2 separate regions of the Homo sapiens genome follow, and region 2 is linked to region 1. A link is a loop called in an ENCODE intact Hi-C map of the cell type or tissue named here. Cell type or tissue: PC-9. All regions are shown on one strand. Links, peaks and the distances in the headings refer to the core of each region. The heading gives the core; the rest is flanking DNA.

Region 1 (9,390 bases), core at 549-8,548:
TGCAGTGGGTCGAGATCACGCCACTGCAGTCCAGCCTGGGCAACAGAGCTAGACTCCGTCTCAAAAAAACCCCCCAAAAAACAAAAAACAAAAAACAAACCCAGTTAGAAGGACAGATAGGGCTATAGTCTGGGAGAAAATATTTGCAAAGCACATACCTGACAAAGGACAATTATCTAGAAAATGTAAAGAACTGTGAAAACTCAATAGTGAAAAAAAAATCCATTAAAAAAATGGGCAAAAGACCTGAAGAGGATCTGGCATGGTGGCTCATACCTGTCATCTCAGCAGTTTGTGGAACCAAGGTGGGAGGATTGCTTGAGCCCAGGAGTTCGAGACCAGCCTGGGCAACATAGTGAGACCTTGTCTCTATGAAAAAATCAAATGAAAATAAAAACTTTTTAAAGACATGAAGAGACATCTCAATGAGGAAGAGATACAGATGACATGTAAGCAGATAAAAAGATGTTCAACATCATTAGCCATTAGGGAAACGCAAATTAAATTAAAATGGCTAAAAATTTTGAAAACCGCAACGCCATTGAAAGCTGGCAAGGGTGGAGATAAATTGGATCATTTATACATTGCTCTGAAAAACAGTTTGGCAGTTTCTTAAAAAAAAAAAACTCAACATCCAGGTTGGGCGCAATGGCTCATGCCTATAATCCCAGCATTTTGAGAGGCTGAGGTGGGAGGATTGCTTGAGCCTGGAGTTGGAGACTAGCTTGCACAACATAGTGAGACCCCCATCTCTATGAAAAAGAAAAGAAAAGAAAAAAATTAGGCAGGCGCGGGGGTGCGGGCCTATAGTTCTAGCTACTTGGGGGGGTGAGGCAAGAGGATCATTTGAGCCCAGAAGATTGAGGCTGCAGTGAGCTGAGATCACACCACTGCACTCCAGCCTGGGCGACAGAGCAAGACCGAGAGTCACAGATGGCCTGTTCATTCCCTGCCTGTCTGGGGATGGGACCAAAGGCATATTATTTGGGACAGGTAAAAATCCTGTCAGTATATATGCTCATGTACAAGGACGATTAGCAGAAAAAGTAGTTGGAATCCCCTCGTGTCAAGGACAGGGAGAGAAATAGGAAGAACTTCATTGTTTTGTTTTGTTTTAAATAGAGACGGGCTTTCACCATGTTGCCCAGGCTGGTCTCAAACTCCTGGGCTCGAGCGATCGCTGGGTCTTCCAAAGGTCTGGGATTACAGGTGTGAGCCACCCTGCTGGGCTGAAATAGGAACTTAAAAAATGAATATGCCCCCCTCCACCACATGGGGGAGCCATAACCACGTTAATAACTCAGAAGCAGGCCCCACAAGTGAGTCAAATCAGCTCTGATGTCCCTCCAGGCTGAGGATGTAATTTAGAGGCATTTAGAAAATTCAGCTGAAACTCATACAGTTGCCTAAATGAACAGGTTTCCGAAGGATTTTCTTTCTCCAGTGTGGTTTGCCTAATTTTGTGGCCTCAGACAGCTGCTAACATTGTCCAAGTTTGGAGGTCCCAAATTTTCTGGCATCTTCAAAAAGATGCCACCTGCCCCCTTCACACTGCCTGGGTCAAAATATTGTGTTTTGCTTTTTGTTTTGAGATGGGGACTTGCTATGTTGGCTAGGCCGGTTTCAAACTCCTGGCCTCAAGTGATCCTCCTGCCTTGGCCTCCAGGCTGGAGTGCAGTGATGCAATCTCAGCTCACTGCAACCTCTGTCCCTCCGGTTCAAGAGATTCTCCTGCCTCAGGCTCCTGAGTAGCTGGGATTACAGGCACCGGCCACCATGTCCAGCTAATTTTTGTATTTTTTTTTAGTAGAGACCAGGTTTCACCATGTTGGCCAGGCTGGCCTCAAACTCTTGACCTCAAGTGAACTGCCCGAATGGGCCTCCCAAAGTGCTGGGATTACAGGCGTGAGTCACCGTGCCAGGCTTTGTTTCCCACCTTCTAAAATCCCATACAGGGTTAGATTATATGTGGGAACTGGCCATGGGACCAGTCCCTGGTGGGCACCACCCCTTATAACAGAGAAAGTTCCTAGTAGGTGTAGCTAACTGATTAACCTTTAACCTCTGCATTCCAATTTATTGGAGCTCCCATACAGATATGTGACTTTGCACTAGAGGATCTGAGATATATATGTGTGTGTGTATACATATATGTTGAGATGGAGTCTCACTCTGTCTCTGTCGCCCAGGCTGGAGTGCAGTGGTGCCATCACGGCTCACTGCAAACTCCACCTCCTGGGTTCAAGCAATTCTCCTGCCTCAGCCTCCCAAGTAGCTGGGATTACAGGTGTACACCACCACGCCTGGCTAAATTTCGTGTTTTTAGTAGAGATGGGGTTTCACTGCATTGGCTGGGCTGGTCTCGAACTCCTGACCTCAGGTGATCCACCCACCTTGGCCTCCCAAAGTGCTAGGATTACAGACGTGAGCCACTGCGCCCGGCCGAATCTGAATGATATCAATTGAGGTATTGGAAAGCACTAGAAAATTCTATGAGGTATCACCTGTTCTATGAGGACCCCAACTAAAGCAATAGTGTTACTCTCAGCGCTTCTGTAAGGGACACTGCAATATTGATGCGCCTGTGTTTTCTCACAGAATTACCCCATTAACCAGGGCAATCTAGTGGAGTTAGGACGAGGATTGTGTCGTAATTCGAGAGAGCTGGGAAGATGGTCCTTGGGCTCCCTGGATCAAAATATTATAGAGTTTTATTTTTCCAGAAGAATCAACCAATGCAGGCAGAGCAAGCAGCCCTGGAGTTGGGCATTAAACCATCAAGGATGTGGCAACTTAATAGCACGAGGCAGTGACAGCTGAGCATCGAGGATGGGGTCTCCAGCCCTGTGTGGCAGAGCTGCTCCCTCCTGCCTGGCATTGTGGATCCTGAAAGTCCTCAACTTGCTCCTCCACAATTGTCAGGGGAGATGGGTTCCTGGCCGGTCCTTTGTTTCTGGCTTCCAGAACAGCCAATTGCAGAGATAGTTTCCTACCTCTAGGAATGGTGTCTGCTCTGATTCTGTAAGAAAATTCCAGGAGCAGGGCCGGGCATGGTGGCTCACACCTGTAATCACTTTGAGAGGCTGAGGGGGTTTGGATCACTTGAGGTCAGGAGCTCAAGACCAGCCTGGCCAACATGGTGAAACCCCGCCTCTACTAAAAATACAAAAATTAGCTGGGTGTGGTGGTGCACACTTGTAAACCCAGGTACTCGGGAGGCCAAGGCACGAGGATCCTGGGAGGAAGGGGTTACAGTGAGCTGAGATCACGCCACTGCACTCCAGCCTGGACGACAGTGACACTCTGTCTCAAAAAAAAAAAAATTTAAAATTAAAATTAAAAAAAAGAGAAAATTTTAGGATAAGGTGCTATGGAGAAACCTCAGAAAAACAGCCAAAGGTGACAGAATTCTTGAATAAAAATGGGTCATAGGGATTTGTATCAAAATAAGTTGACGGTGTTTCCAGTTTGTTGAGCAGAGCAGCCACGTGAGGGTTTTGGGTTCCTGCTCTCCTCCTCCCATCCTCCCCCTCCAAACGCTCTGCTTCATGAAGTGGGGTTAACCAGGGTAGGGATGTGGTCTGACCACTGTGAAAATCAATATTATTTAAAAGCCACTTGAACCATAACAGCACTTTAAGTGATATGACTGTGATCTGAGTCACATATGATTACAACTTCCGTTTCTCACATTACAGGTCAACTCACTTTCTTCTTCTTTTTCTTTTGTTGTTGTTGTTTGCTTTTGAGATGGAGTCTCGTTCTGTCACCCAGGCTGGAGTGCAGTGGTGTGTTCTCAGCTCACAGTAACCTCCACATCCCGGATTCAAGCAATTCTCCTGCCTCAGTAGCTACCCAGATCTCGAGTAGCTGGGATCACACCTGGCTAATTTTTGTATTTTTAGTGGAGACGGGGTTTCACCATGTTGGCCAGGCTGGTCTTGAACTCCTGACCTCAAGTGATCCACCCGCCTCGGCCTCCCAAAGTGTTGGGATTACAGGTGTGAGCCACTGCGCCCAGACTAATTCATGTTCTTATTTTTCTTGTTCTGTATAATGACTAGGGAGAGTTAAATCACTTTGGGGCAAAAATCACTGCCTTCTGGTGTTTGTTTGTTTTTAGACACAGTCTGGCTCTGTCACCCAAGCTGGCAGGTAGTGGCGCGATCTCAGCTCGACTCTGCCTCCCGGGTTCAAGTCATCCTCTTACCTCAGCCTCCTGAGTAGTTGGGACTACAGGTGTGTGCGACTGTGCCCAGTTCATTTTTGTATGTTTTGGTAGAGGTGGAGTTTTGCCACGTTGCCCAGGCTGGTCTTGAGCTCCTATATATAAAATGTCATATATATATGACACATATATATGACATTTTATATATGTATATCATATATATATCATATATATAATATGTATATCTCATATATGTCATATATGTATATATATGACAAAGACAGAGGAGTCTAAGTAAATGTATGTACTTCTTCAGAGACAGGGTCTTACTCGGTTGCCCAGATAGGAGTGCCGTCTACTCCACTTCCACCCCCAGGGCCGGGCAGGTGACGCTTTGGCCTCTACCTGGGAGACACTAGAGCTCACACTGTGGGCACCTCTGGAGCTGACTGGGGAGATTTTCCTGAATCCTCGGCTCCCGCTGGGTCTGGACACCCTGTGGCTCCCTTGTCACAGGATGGCCTCACACCTCTTCTGCTGTCCTGGGCCCTCGCACTGATTCACGTCTAGAAGGGGACCAGGTCATACAGCAACCTTCGGTGCATGTCTCAGCTCTAGACTCACAGGGTCAGCTGTAAGACTGTGGCTGTGTGAGTGTGGGAGGGTGAGGACAACCCCAGGAGTGTCCTGCAATTTCCTATTTGCCAAAGAAGCCTCCATTCTGGAGGAGAGAGGGACCGAGGGTGGAGGGAGCATCGGTCCTCTCCTGGCTCTCAAAGGATCTGGCATCAAATCCACCATGACACATACCCTGTCTGGGACCTGTCTCGATCCAGGGCCCAGCATGTCTCTGCAGGAAGGCAGGGCATCCCACGGTATCACCAGCTCCTCTAGGAGTATAGGAGCCAAGGAGCTGCTGAGACCTGCTGATCACCCACTCACTCCCCTCCAGCCACCCCGGAGCCATGGCTCCCGAGGCCATGTCCTGGGTAAGGAGGACAGGACCCCATTCCCACCCGAGCCCATCTCCCATCTCAGCCACCACCGAGGCTCACTCCCCACCCCAAACTACACCTCATCCCTGTCCCCATGCCCGGCCTCCTCCTCAGACATGGCTCCATCACAGCAATTCCCCATCCATAGCCCCCGGGCCAGCCCCATCCACAGCCATTTCAGTCCCCAAACTACTCCCCAAAGTCTTGCCTAGCGCTAGTTCCAATCCCAGCCCCATCTTTTTCTAAATGTTGGTGCCAGTCACACCCATAGCACAACACCAGTCTCAGCGCAGCCCCTTCCCTCCCTGACCCCAGCTGAGCCCCAGCTCTGAGCTCCTCCAAAACCAGGAAACAACCACATTGCCCTGAACCCTAGGCCCATTTCTTCCGAGAGTCCTGCCTGCACCCCTTGACCACAGAGAGATTGAGGGTGGAGGGAGCATCGGTCCTCTCCTGGCTCTCAAAGGACCTGGCATCAAATCCACCACGACACATCCCCTGTCTGGGACCTCTCTCACCCCAGGGCCCAGCGTGTGTCTGCAGGAAGGCAGGGCAAGGTCAGCTTCTAGCCCTTCCCTGAGTCTCAGTCAGGGCAGAAACTCCCTCGGAGCCCCCCTTCCCCAAGCTGGGCTTCCAAGGATCGCCTGTGGTTTCCCGATCACCCCCTCTTCCCCTTCCCTCTCCCACAGCAGTCTTGGCCTCTCTCTGCATCCTCAGGCTCCTCTGCTCACACGGAGCCCCAGGTGAGCCCAGGAGGGACTGGGAAACTGGGGGATGAGTGTGGCCCCCAGGGGACCCCCGGCTGGGACCCATCTACCAACCATCTGACCTCACCAGCTCTGTCTCCTCCAGTGGCCCCATAAGTGCTTACCTCATGCTCTGCCAGCGGCATTTGGGAAGTGGGGACAAGCTCTACGACCCCTTGCGGCACTGTTGCTATGACAGTGCTGTCGTGCCCTTGGGCAGGACCCAGAAGTGTGGAAACTGCACCTTCAGTGTCGCTTCGAGCAGTGCTGCCCCGGTCCCTCAGCTCCCAGGCGTCCCTCATGGTGAAGACGAAAGGCCAGAAGTGCTCCTCAGCCCTGACCTCGGGTGACAGGCTTTCTCGTAGGTGAGATCCGGTCCTCTCCATGGCATTGTGGGTGCAGGGGAGCGGGGCGCTGCATACTTGTTCTGCACTGGGTGGAGTCCCCATTCTCCGTGTCTGTCTGTCTCTGCCCTCCCACCTCTAGGTAGTGTCATCTTCATTTATAATGGCGTTGTTTCAAATTTTAATAATAGACAAAAAAGGCCGGGCGCGGTAGCTCACGCCTGTAATCCCAGCACTTTGGAAGGCTGAGGCGGGCGGATCACGAGGTCAGGAGATCGAGACCGTCCTGGCTAACACGGTGAAACCCCGTCTCTACTAAAAATACAAAAAATTAGCCGGGCTTGATTGCAGCCGCCTGTAGTCCCAGCTACTCGGGAGGCTGAGGCAGGAGAATGGCCTGAACCCAGGAGGCGGAGCTTGCAGTGAGCCGAGATCTCGCCAATGCACTCCAGCCTGGGCGACAGAGCGAGACTCCGTCTCAAAATAATAATAATAATAAGAGACAAAAAAATCTTCTCTCCCTATTACACTCTATCAAGTTTTACTTGACAATATTTGTGCAGTTAGCTTTAACATCTCCAAAGTAATTTTCTAAAGCTTCCTCCTGAAAAATAGCAAAATTTAGAAGTGCAGATTGAGATGAAAATTTTTTGTAAATATTGTTTGGCTTTGGGAACAATGACCAAAATGTTTAATACTTCCCGTCCCAGAGGTTTATTTACTTTTTTTTTTTTTTTTGCCTCTATTCAATCCACCTCTCCTTTTCCCTCCACTTGTTTCTCTTCCTCCATCTGTTTTGATTTCCCTCTCAGAACCTCGCTCTTTCAGCATCGTTGTCACGAGGCAGTGGCAGCTGAGCACCGAGGGCGGGGTCTCCAGCCCGTGCGGCAGAGCTGCTCACTCCTGCCTGGCAGGAGTCCATCAACAGATAAAGCTAATAATGGCAAACTGATATATGAGAAAGGTGACATTATACATTAGAAGAAAAGGGATGAAACTAGTCAACAAGTAATTTTAGATTCAATAGGCCACATAAGGATGCAGAATTTACTTTTTTTCTGGTGACTCAAAGCCAACAAGAATGAAGAAGTGGCCAGGTGGCCGGGCACGGTGACTCACGCCTGTGATCCCAGCACTTTGGGAGGCCGAGGCGGGCGGATCACGAGGTCAGGAGATCGTGACCATCCTGGCTAACACGGTGAAACCCCGTCTCTACTAAAAAATACAAAAAATTAGCCAGGCGTGGTGCGGGTGCCTGTAGTCCCAGCTACTCGGGAGGCTGAGGCAGGAGAACGGTGTGAACCTGGGAGGTGGAGCTTGTAGTGTGCGAGATCGCGCCACTGCATTCCAGCCTGGGCGACAGAGGGACACTCCGTCTCAAAAAAAAAAAAAAAAAAAAAAGTGGCCAGGTGCAGTGGCTCACGCCCGTAATACCAGAACTTTGGGAGGCTGAGGCAGGCAGATCAGCTGAGCTCAGGAGTTTGAAACCAGCCTGGGCAACATAGTGAAACCCTATCTCTACAAAAACTACAAAAATTAGCAGGGCATGATGTGAGCCTGTAATCCCAGCTCTGGGGAGACTGAGGCCCAAGAATCGCTTCAGCCTGGAGTTGGAGGTTTCAGTGAGCCAAGATCCCACCATTACACTCCAGCCTGGGTGCCACCCTGCCTGGCCCAGGTTTATTTACTTTTTAAAATTAGATCTAGTTTTATGTTCTTAAGTATCACTTTATGGTTTCCTTACCACAAATCTTACATATTTCTTGATACAATTAATTCCTGTGTAACATAACCTTTTGCAATACTCTACTTTTTTACATTTCAATTCCCCTGGTTATTGCTAGTATAACATTATCTGTTGATGTATGTACATTTAATTTATATTCAGTCAAAATATTAAATATTCCTAATCCATTTATCTTCTTTTAAGGCAAATCTTTTGGGTTTTCTGGATATACAAACATATTGTCTAAAAATAATAATATCTTTTCTTCCAGTGCTCATTTCTTTTCTTTTCCTTTTTTTTTTTTTGAGGTGGAGTTTTGCTCTTGTCACCCAGGCTGGAGTGCAATGGTACAATCTCGGCTCACTGCAACTTCTGCCTTTCAGGTTCAAGAGACTCGCCTTTCTCAGCCTCCCGAGTAGCTGGGATTACAGGGATCCACCACCATGCCTAGCTAATTTTTGCATTTTTAGTAGAGATGGGGTTTTGCCATGTTGGCCAGGCTGGTCTTGAACTCCTGACCTCAGGTAATCTGCCCACCTCAGCCTTCCAAAGTGCTGGGATTACAGGCGTGAGCCACCACACCCGGCTCTAACTCATTTCTACATGTTACTGTATTGCGATAGTTAGCAACACCAAAGTAATACTGAATAATAGAGATTGAAGAAGACATATCTGTCTTATGTGGATATTAAGGAGAATAATATGATGATTTCTGGTGGTTTATAATAAACATCTTCAAATGTATAAAGGTTTTAAAAATCCTATTTTACTTAGTCATACTTTCATATTAGAAATTTCTGCTGAAGGTATTTCATCAAATTCTTTATTCATAATTATATATGTATAAAATCATATGACTTTCCTCCTTTAATTAGTTTGGTTAATTAAGTTAGTAGCCATTTGCTGAGAAAGTACGGTGTGCCTGCTGCTATTTGGGATCTGAGGACCCAGCACTGAACCAAGATGTTAATTCCATCATCTCAAATTCTATTGGTCATTTCAAAAATTAAAAAGATAAAAGGCCAGGCATGGTGGCCCATACCTGCAATCTCAGGATTTGGGGAGGCCAAGATGGGAGGATTGTTTGAGGCCAGGAGTTTGACACCAGCCTGGGAAACAGAGTGAGACCCCATCTCTACAAAAAATTAAAAAGTTAGCTAGGTGTGGTGGCACCTGCCTAGGTACTCAGGAGGCTGAGGCAGGAGGATCACCTAAGCCCAAGCATGGAGGCTGCAGCAAGCCATGATTGTACCATTGCACTCCAGCCTTGGTGATGGAGTGAGCTTCTAGCTCAAAAAAGAAACCACCAAAAATGAAAGAAATAGGGATAGTTCCAGTGGCAATAGTTCTATGACGAAGAAACATATTATGAAGGCATAGGGTGATGGCTGATGCTATTTTAGAGAGAATG
Region 2 (9,390 bases), core at 880-8,879, 51 kb after region 1:
AGTGTTTTCCCAAAGTCCATTATTTTGAAAATTGTTTGAGGAGAAATTACATTTCATTTTCTTCCTTTCTCTGACTCTTGCATCCTTCATTTTCCTTCTGCCTGTGTTAATCCCCCAGGACTGCCATAATCAAGGGCACCAGAGGGGTGGCTTGAACAGGAGAAATTCAGTTCCTCACAGTTCTGGAAGGCAGAAGCATGAGATCAAAGTGTTGGCAGGATGGTTTTTTCTGAGGGTCTATCCCTTGGTTTATCCATGGCCAATTCCTCCCTGTGTCTTCACATGGCCGCTGAGTGTGTGTCTGTGCCCTAATCTCCTCTTCTTATAAGGACACCAGTCAGCTTGGATTAGGTCCTGCTCATATGACCTTTTACTGTAATCACCTTTTCAAAGGCCTTATCTCCAAATACAGTTATATTCTGAGATACTGGGGTTAGGACCTCAACACATGAATTTAGGGGGAGACATAGGTCATCCCATATTAATGCCCAAACAAAATTTATTACTTCACATAGTCATGCCCCAAATGAAAATTAAACAACCCAAAATTAAATAGAATTTTTAAATTTCATCATTTCTTTATTACTATTTTATTTTTTTATTTTTTTGAGATGGAGTCTCGCTCTGTCACCCAGGCTGGAGTGCAGTGGCGTGATCTCGGCTCACTGCAAGCTCTGCCTCCTGGGTTCATGCCATTCTCCTGCCTCAGCCTCCCGAGTAGCTGGGACTACAGGCACCCGCCACCACGCTGGGCTAATTTTTTGTATTTTTAGTAGAGACGGGGTTTTGCCGTGTTAGCCAGGATGGTCTCGATGTCCTGACCTTGTGATCTGCCTGCCTCGGCCTCCCAAAGTTCTGGTATTACAGGCGTGAGCCACCGTGCCTGGCCGATTTCTTCTTTTTTTTTTTACTATTAATGTTATTTTTTATGAGAGACAGCACGCCAAGTATTGCTGTAAATATTAGGATTAATTCTACTGATGTACTTCATGATCATGTATATTTTATGAAGATTTATTAGATCAAAAATTACAAGACTTAAAGTTACCACTCTTGGATTAACTGTACATTTTTAGCACTGTTTTTATCTATTGGAATATTTTCATAGCTATAGTTAGTAAAATTCACCATAATCATTAATTAGAGCCATAATTACACTTTTATAATAAATATACATTTATACTTTAACCGATGGATAAAACATCAACCTAAATATCCAAAAGGAAATTTTTAATCAAGTGACTCCTAGGAGGGTGTCTGTTCTGACGGTGGCTATTCAGGAACAAAGAGCAAATCTGAAGAAAAGGCCTGGTTCCCACTCTGGCCACACCTGTTGCCACACTGATGGGATGTGCTGATCACAGCAAGATCACAGTCAGGATAAGTGTGGGGCCAGCAATGGCCTTTCTCAAGGCACTTTGTGCTGAGGACACGTGACAGCCTGTGTGGTGTGTGTGTGTGTGTGTGCGCGCACGCGTGTGTTTGCTTCTGTTTTTCTGTGGGTAAATACATGACCCAGTAATTTCTCAAAATAATTTTATTCTTACTACATAAGATCCACTCCATCACAGCTCTTTGTGTTCTGCTTTCTTGTTTATTGGATACCTCTTCAGGCCCTGGACGGCTCATGGAGGAGACAGGGACTCTCCCCAGGTCGAAGGCCCAAGGCCTGGATGATGGGGTGGGGCCCAGGATGGGTGCCAGGGGTCTGGAGGACATGAGTGGATGAAGGCCCTGGGCTTCAGCTTCCTCTTGGTGGAATGTGGGTGATGAGGTCCGACCATGCAGCGCTGCTGTGAGGACCGGATGAGAGGATCCCTGGGAGGTGGCCGGTGACTTGGTACCGTCACCTCAGTGACTGTTCTTCATCCTCATGGATGTTCAGAGAAGACTGGTTCATTCCCTCTGGTGGCCGTCTGTCCACCAGACAGGACCGATACATCCTCTGAAAATTTCATCACTTTAGGCAATAGCACTTTCATTCTTTTCCAGTTCATCTGATGCCATTTAAATCGACCTGGTGATTCTGGGAAGCCCGGGATTCCTGTCCCTTTGAGGAGACGCCAGGTGCCATCTGTGTGCATGCGTGGCATTTGGGCGGGAACCCAGAGCCCCGACTCTGGGCTTGTTGAACTCAGGTCCAAGGAGGGATTCACTACGTTGGTGTAAGGTGCGGTCTGTGTTTCAGATTCTTGTGCCAGATGAGGTGATGCTTTGATGTCAATACCTCGCGTTGGGGGAAGGTGGAGGATCTGGACCAGTGGTGTAGGAGGCCAGGATGGGGCGGGACCCAGACACATGAGGATTCCGGGTTTCAGAAGGACGGAGCTGAGCAAGGCCACTCGGCGCACGCGCGGTGCCTTGAGCGCCTACATCCAGATGTGCATCTTCCGTGGGGCCGTCCCGGGGCGGGGTCTGAGCTGGGAGACCTGCCTCTCTCCTGCTCTCCTAGAGTCACTTAAAACTTTTTAGTTTTCCGTTTAAATGACCAAATGAGATCATTTCATGGGGTGGTGGGGGGAGTGGAGGCAGGGAGAGTCACAAACAGAAAGCGGCCAAGACAGCTGTGGGAGAGGGAAGGGGAAGATGGGGTGAGTGGACAGCCACAGATACGACTGGCACTGACATTTAGAAGAAGATTGGGTGGAACCAGGGCTCGGTATGGCTTTGGGCAGTTCAGAAACTGAAACAGGGCTGTGGATGGGGCTGACCCGGGCGCTGTGGATGGGGAATTGCTGTGAGCAATTCACGCCTGGAGATTTGGCTGGGCATGGGAACAAGAATGAGGGAACAGGGAGTTTGGGGTGGGGAGCGAGCCCTGGTGGTGGCTGAGATGGGAGATGGGTTCGGTTGGGAATGGGGTCCTCCCCTCCTTACCCAGAACACGGCTTCGGGGAGCCATTGCTCTGGGGCGGCTGCAGCGGAGTGAGCTGGTGATCAGCCGATCTCAGCCACTCCTTGTATCCCATATTCCTAGAGGAGCTGGTGATGTCACGGCATGTCTGGCCCTCCTGCAGAGACAGGCTGGGTCGCTGGGCAGTAAAGGAGCCAGGCAGGGTATGTGTCATAGTAGATTTGATCTCAGACACTTTGAGAACCCAGGGAGAAGTGGTGCACCCTCCGCTTCTGTGTCCTACATGCCCCCTCTTTGGCAAACAGGAAGGTGCAGCATGCTCCTATAGTTACCGCCCTCCCCCACTCACACAGCCACACAGTGATTCCACAGGATCCCATTGAGCTATGACTTTCTCCACTTTCCTTGGTACATTGCTAACCCCTGACATCCTCTAATCAGGTCCTAACTTCACAACCCAAGCCCATGGCCCAGGATGCAGTAACTGCTCACTCACCTGCAGCTCATGGCATTCGGGTGGGAGAGACTGTGCGACTCAGGCACCTGACTTTCACAGGTTTGGAAGGTGGGAGTGGAGCTGGCGGGACCCCTGGGACTCACACTCCTCTGGGGGCTCTTCAACTCCTTCTCTGTTTCATTAATGGTCATTTATCCAGGAGAGGTCCACTTGGAAGCCCACATGTCCCAGGCTTTGTGTCAGACACTGGTGATGCAGTGCTGAGTAGAAAATGCAAAGTCAGTGTCTTCGTGACGTTCATGACAGTGAGAGGAGAGAGAGAGAGAGAGAGAGAGAAGGTAGGAGAATAAAACTCCTGATTTTGGTTATTGTCGTTCTTGTGTTTGGTGTCATTGTCACTGTGAAGTTCTGGTGGTGGAGAAATTCCACAGCCCTCCTGAGATTTTCAAGGACATTTTTCCTTAACGTGCTTTTTCAGAGGGTCGGGTGTGTGATTTCCCCACAGAAGAGCCATCTTGGGGTCAGGACGAAAAAACAGAGGGGAAGAAGCTGTCTTGGGTCAGTTCTGTGGGCCCCTCCCAGCTTCTGCAGGATTTCCTCAGTTTGTGAGTTCACAGGCCACACCTGGTATGGACAAGCCATTCTCCCCAGGGTTATTCCCAGCAGGGGATGTATGTGGTCAGATCTGTGTGTGTGGAAGATCCTGTATCTTTCTGGGGAGCATGGACAGGGGCTTCTCTCTGGAGGCAGGCGACAAGGGAAGAGGCTGCAGCAGAAATGATCTCATGATAAATACCAGAGTGCTCAGCACGCACCTTCCCCAGGGGAAGAGCAGACCCTGCTTCCAGCACCATCTCCCTGTCTTCTCCATTGGCCTCCATGCCTTGTTGCTGTGGGGTAGAGTGTTGTTTTCCAGGACACAGATTAGGACGTGCTGATAACATGGAAAACCATCAGTTGGGCATAAGCAATGTTATTTTTTAATTGAAAAAAAAAATGGATTAAGAAATGGGACAGTGTGCCCTAACCAGAATGCTGTGCTAGATTGTTTATGACACTCTTATTGGAACTGTGTGTATTCCACGTAATGGTAGAATATCATTCTATCATTCGATCATATTATACTATTGTACAATAGAAGTAGGGAAGCTGCTGACAGCAGGAAATGCCAAGTCCTCAGAGGTTTCACATTCCAGGAACCAAAATCTGCCAGCCTGGCCCGAGAACCTGGGTATCATTCAGGAGTGTCTGTGAACAGGGCCTGTCTTCCTTTCTCAGAGAGACCAGGCCTGGGGAGTTGGGAAGCCCATGGGTGAGAGGTCAGGAGACCTGGGTTCTTGCCTGGCCTGCGTCACTGACCAGCAGCAGTACCTCAGCCCGTGTCTTGCTTGGATCCAGGAAGCGGGGTGAGAGAACAGGCAGGGCTGGCAGATCTTGGCTTCTGGAATGTGAAACCCGGAATGTGAAACCCCGGAGGACGTTGGCATTTCCAGCTGTCAGCAGCTCCCCCACTGCTTGCCCTTTTATGCCAGGAAAAAATAGAAGGAATCTCCCTCCTGGCAGATTTGGAGTGGCCTTTCCATCTGCCCTCAGGGAAGCCCTGCTAGGAAACAGGCAGGAATGAGGTGGAATTTCAGGTGTGCAGGTATGTCAGGTATGTAGAAGGAAGGCCGGGTTTCCCCAGGCCAGAGGCCTGTCCGCTGCTGGCTGACAAGGAGGAGTCTGTGTGAGTCATTTTCTCCAAACACTATGTTGGGATTTCAGAAGCTCCCTGCAAGGTGGCTTCTGTTGACCAAAGCCTAATCCCTGCTCTGGCAGGATCCTTCGTATGATGCAGACCAGTGAATTAAGAGCCTCCATGTCATAGGAGAGGCTGGAGGAGAGGCCCCAGGGTTTGCCAACCAGGAATGAAGCTAGAACAATCTGCTGAGCTGAGACTCAAGATTCAGGTGCCATTTCTGTGTCTGGAACAGCCTTTCAGCCATTCAGAGCTATTGCTTGGATGTGAGATGTTACTGTGGATACACCCAGAGACACAATGACTGTGCTACCAGAGATTCAAATGTATCCAGAACCCCACCTGCAAGGCCCTCTGGGAAGGAAAGTGTGAAGCTTCCAGCCTCTGCAGACCAGAAAGTCCTGAAGAAGTTGGCTGGATGCCAAGTGTCCACCTCCACATCATGCACACCCTCTGTGATGGTTAGTACTGAGTGTCAACTTGATTGGATTGAAGGATGCAAAGTATTGATCCTGGGTGTGTCTGTAGGGGTGTTGCCAAAGGAGATTAACTTTTGCATTAGTGGGCTGGGAAAGGCAGACCCACCCTTAACGTGGGTGGACACTGTCTAATCAGCTGCCAGCAGAGCCAGAATATAAAGCAGGAAGAAAAACGTGAAAAGGCTAGACTGGCTTAGCTTCCAGCCTACGTCTTTCTCCCGTGCTGGATGCTTCCTTCCCTCGAACATCAGACTCCACGTTCTTCAGCTTTGGGACATGGACTGGCTTCCTTGCTCCTCAGCTTGCAGATGGCCTATTGTGGGACCTTGTGATTGTGTGAGTTAATACTACTTAATAAACTCATATATATATATAAATTGTGTCCCTCTAAAGAACCCTATTAATTGTGTCCCTCTAGAGAACCCTGATTAATACACCTTCCCTGGCTCTCACTGCCCTCGACTTAGCACAGTTCCTTGGAAGAACCACAATGTCTCTCTGGCTTCTGCCTCCAATTCTCCCATCCCTCTTCATTTTTCATTTTTCCCTTAAATGTCACCCACCTTCTGGAATCTTCTTGAACACCAAGGCTGAGGTCAGTCACCTGTCACCTCCCGATAGCACCGTGGATGTTATCTGCCACGCTCTTACCATGTTTCTTTGTGGCTTTTCTGTTAAGGCAGACACTTGAGAATTAGTTCCTGCTAAGGTTTCTGATCATCAACAAGAAGGGAACAAGTCCTTCCAGTGACCAAACTGATAAAGGGCTTTATTTTTAGCTGAACCAGAGCAGAATATTTACCACCAGATGTCTGGATGTTTCTTTCCGCTCCCCCCCTGCAGCCCCCACAATTAAGTATATGCGTTTACTTAAGTTTTCATGTGTATGTGTGTGTTTTCAAGTGTGCAATTCAATGGCATTTCACAATGTTTGGCAATCATCTGTGATATTTTGAGCAAAAAAATCCACAGTCATTACTGGACTCTCAAATACATTATGGCCCAGGATAGTTAAGACCAAAGGACCAGTGGAAGGTTTTCCTTCTTCTTCTTTGCAGGAATTTAATCCCTTCCTGTGTGAATGTGTTTGTTCTGAGGAGAGGGGAGAGGTTTCCTCTGAAATAAGTCATTTGGGATCAAAGTTGAAGAAGCCACTCCCCTGAGGGAAGCTGACATATTCTTGACAATTTTTGCTTTCGCTTTTTGTGTGTGTGTGTGACTGTGTGTAACCCAGTAATAATGTCACACCTATTTTTCTTAGTAGTTGCAGTGAAAGGATTAATAAACTTAGGAATCTAGAAGGCTCTTCTGAGTACCAGCCATCCCTACCCTCTTCTAGCAGGATGCTGATGCTGTTGACAGCCTGGGCTCCTGCAGCCCTGGACATGGTGTGTCCTATGTTGGGAGGGCTAAGGGGACAAAAGGTGGGCTGTGGAGAAGAGCCTTAGTTCTTCCCCAGTGCATCTGACCCCATAGGGCACAGCTGAGAAGCAGCTCCATGCGGAAGCCCTGGAAGGGAGAGAGCTTTAAAGACCTTCAGGCAACAATTCTCACCAAGTCACCATGACAGGACAGACAGGTTGAGTGAGACACACCCTGAACACAGGGCTTTCATCATGCTTTCACTTTTCTTTCATTCATTTAGCACACACTATGCACTTACTCTGTGTCAGTGGATGCTGGGGACACGACTGTGACTTAGCTCCAGGCCCTGCTTTTCTGGGTCTTATAGTCTGGGGAGGACACAGACCCCTCCAAAAACGGTGATGACCCAGGGTGAGCAAGGCTGGGAGCAGCGCCCAGGGCACCAGGAATGGCTTCCTGGAGGAGGGCACCAGAAGACAAGCATTGGATGGCTCTGGCTTTCCCGCCTCTCTTCTTGCCCACAGTTCCCAGAATCACTGTAGAATACAGTAGAAATGTGTATTAGTCCATTTTCACACTGCTAAAAAAAACTACCTGAGACTGGGTAATTTATAAAGGAAAGAGGTTTAATTGACTCATAGTTCTGCACGCCAAGGTGGCCTCAGGAAATGTACAATCATGCTGGAGGGTGAAGGAAAAGCAAGGCACGCCTTCCATGGTGGCAGGAGAGAAAGAGAGCGAGCCGGGAACTTCTACACACTTTTAAACCATCAGATCTCCTGAGAACTCCCCCACTATCAGGAGAACAGCATGGAAAAAACTGCCCCCATGATCCAATCACCTACCAGATCCTTCCCCTGACACATGGGGATTACAATGTGAGATGAGATTTGTGTGGCAAGACAGAGCCAAATTATATAAGAATGCACCATCCTGAGTAAGGAGGAACTGCCTGAAAGTGCCCAAGCTTGGTTTCTATTCCTCCGAGAGAATGCAACACCTTGAGCTAAAGAGAAACTGCCCAGGACAGCCCTGGCCTCATTCCCATCCCTCCTAGAGGGGGTGTCCTGCCACACTAGCCCAGGGCGTGTCCACCACATCTAAAACCCAGAGCTCACTGCTGAGTCCTCAGCTGTGGTGCAAGTGGGGCAGGCATGGGAGACTCTATCTGCCCTGGGCAGTGCTCCTGAGCCCCGGGAGACCAGTTTGAATGTCCTTCTGCTGCCAAGACAGAAAGCACATGGTATGCCCAGATGTGCACTGGATGTGACTGAGGAAGGGCTGGGAAGCTGACAATATCCAAAAATTGAATGTTCTTGTCGTACAGAGAGATGAACAGTCATGCAGCCTAGGCTTCCGCTGTCCCTCGCTGCCTGTCTGTAAGTAATTAACCTGCTTTGTCGAACTGGCTGTGGCTGTGGGTGTTCTGTTCACCACGCTCAGTGTAGTCAGAGTGCAGCCCAAGATGCGGTGGCTGAAGTGTTCAGACCCCTATTCCGGGTGGTTAGCGCAGTGGTGACCTTTGCCATCCTCCCTGCAGTGGGAGTCCTCCCTTGGGATTGGTAACTCACAAATGCTGCCAATTTGGCAGAGCAAAGAGAGTCCAATCTGATGAACCCATGGCTTACTGGGTGTGCTATAACATGAAAATGTTTGTTCTTTGACTCTTGTTCCTACCATGAAGCTAAACTTGGAATTTCCTGAGTGATAGGAATGTCTTTTGTTCTTCCAGATGAGACTCTTTCAGATCACACCAGCTGAGTTCATGCTAAAAATGTGATTTAGGGGCCAGGTGCGGTGGCTCACACCTGTAATCCCAACACTTTGGGAGGCCGAGGCGGGTGGATCATCTGAGGTCAGGAGTTTGAGAACAGCCTGGCCAACATGACGAAACCCCGTCTCTACGAAAAATACAAAAATTAGCTGGGCATGCTGGTGGGCGCTTGTAATCCCAGCTACTCGGGAGGCTGAAGCAGAAGAATTGCTTGAACCTGGGAGGCGGAGGTTGCAGTGAGCTGAGATCATGCCACTGCACTTCAGCCTGGGTGACAGAGTGAGACTCCCTCTCAAAAAAAAAAAATGTGAATTAGGGAAGGGTCCCCAGGTAGCCTCAGTATCATGCCAGTCATCACAAAGACCAAAAGATTTGAGGATTAGAGGGTAGAAACTTTCAGTATCACCCACCAACTTCCAAGAAAAGTGGCAATGGCGAGGAGATAAGGACCAAACTTTATAAAAACTCTTGAAAAACTAGAGTTGAACTTCCCAGTTGCTGAACATGTGGAGGTGCTGAGAGGATGGGGTGTCCAGGAAGGCCAGGGAAGCTCCCACCATCCCCATCGCTTCCCCTGTCCACCTCCCCTTATGAGCCTTGGTGAGAACTGTTCTTCTCAGTGTACTCAAGCTACAGACAGGTCTTAAGCAGGGGATAGAAGTGATCAGATTGTGATTCAGGAAAATCCGTGTGTCCTTCTGCTGGGAGGAGGGTGGGTGAGAG

The links. A loop is a pair of places that touch in the nucleus more often than their neighbours do. Peaks named below come from ENCODE experiments on the same cell type or tissue, not always from the same donor. Only the 100,000 strongest peaks of a DNase experiment are listed, where the experiment ranks them.
Region 2: a loop joins it to region 1, with 7 times the contacts of the local background. A loop is called at or near these places in 6 of 110 quality-filtered maps.

What each region holds. Positions count from the first base shown.
Region 1 is chr19:46,257,317-46,266,706 of GRCh38, reverse strand. It overlaps the pseudogene IGFL1P2. Among named protein-coding and RNA genes, the nearest start is that of IGFL1, 32 kb to the right of the region's middle. RefSeq lists enhancers at 1,101-1,395, 3,030-4,229, 5,566-6,065. In PC-9, for the core only: a CTCF peak has its summit at 1,273 (motif pointing right); DNase peaks (open chromatin) are centred at 1,316, 3,686 and 7,276; H3K27ac peaks cover 4,205 bases.
Region 2 is chr19:46,206,971-46,216,360 of GRCh38, reverse strand. LOC93429 (a long non-coding RNA gene) reads right to left here and starts at 6,119. Exons shown (of 6, transcript NR_027003.1): 1 at 6,092-6,119; 2 at 4,683-4,752; 3 at 4,127-4,245; 4 at 3,351-3,571; 5 at 2,878-3,032; 6 at 1,523-2,564. It also overlaps a transcript of IGFL2 not described here. RefSeq lists an enhancer at 4,096-4,974 and a silencer at 4,795-5,089. In PC-9, for the core only: no CTCF peak of the experiment used is centred there; DNase peaks (open chromatin) are centred at 4,760, 5,000, 7,130 and 7,906; H3K4me3 peaks cover 2,738 bases; H3K27ac peaks cover 5,655 bases.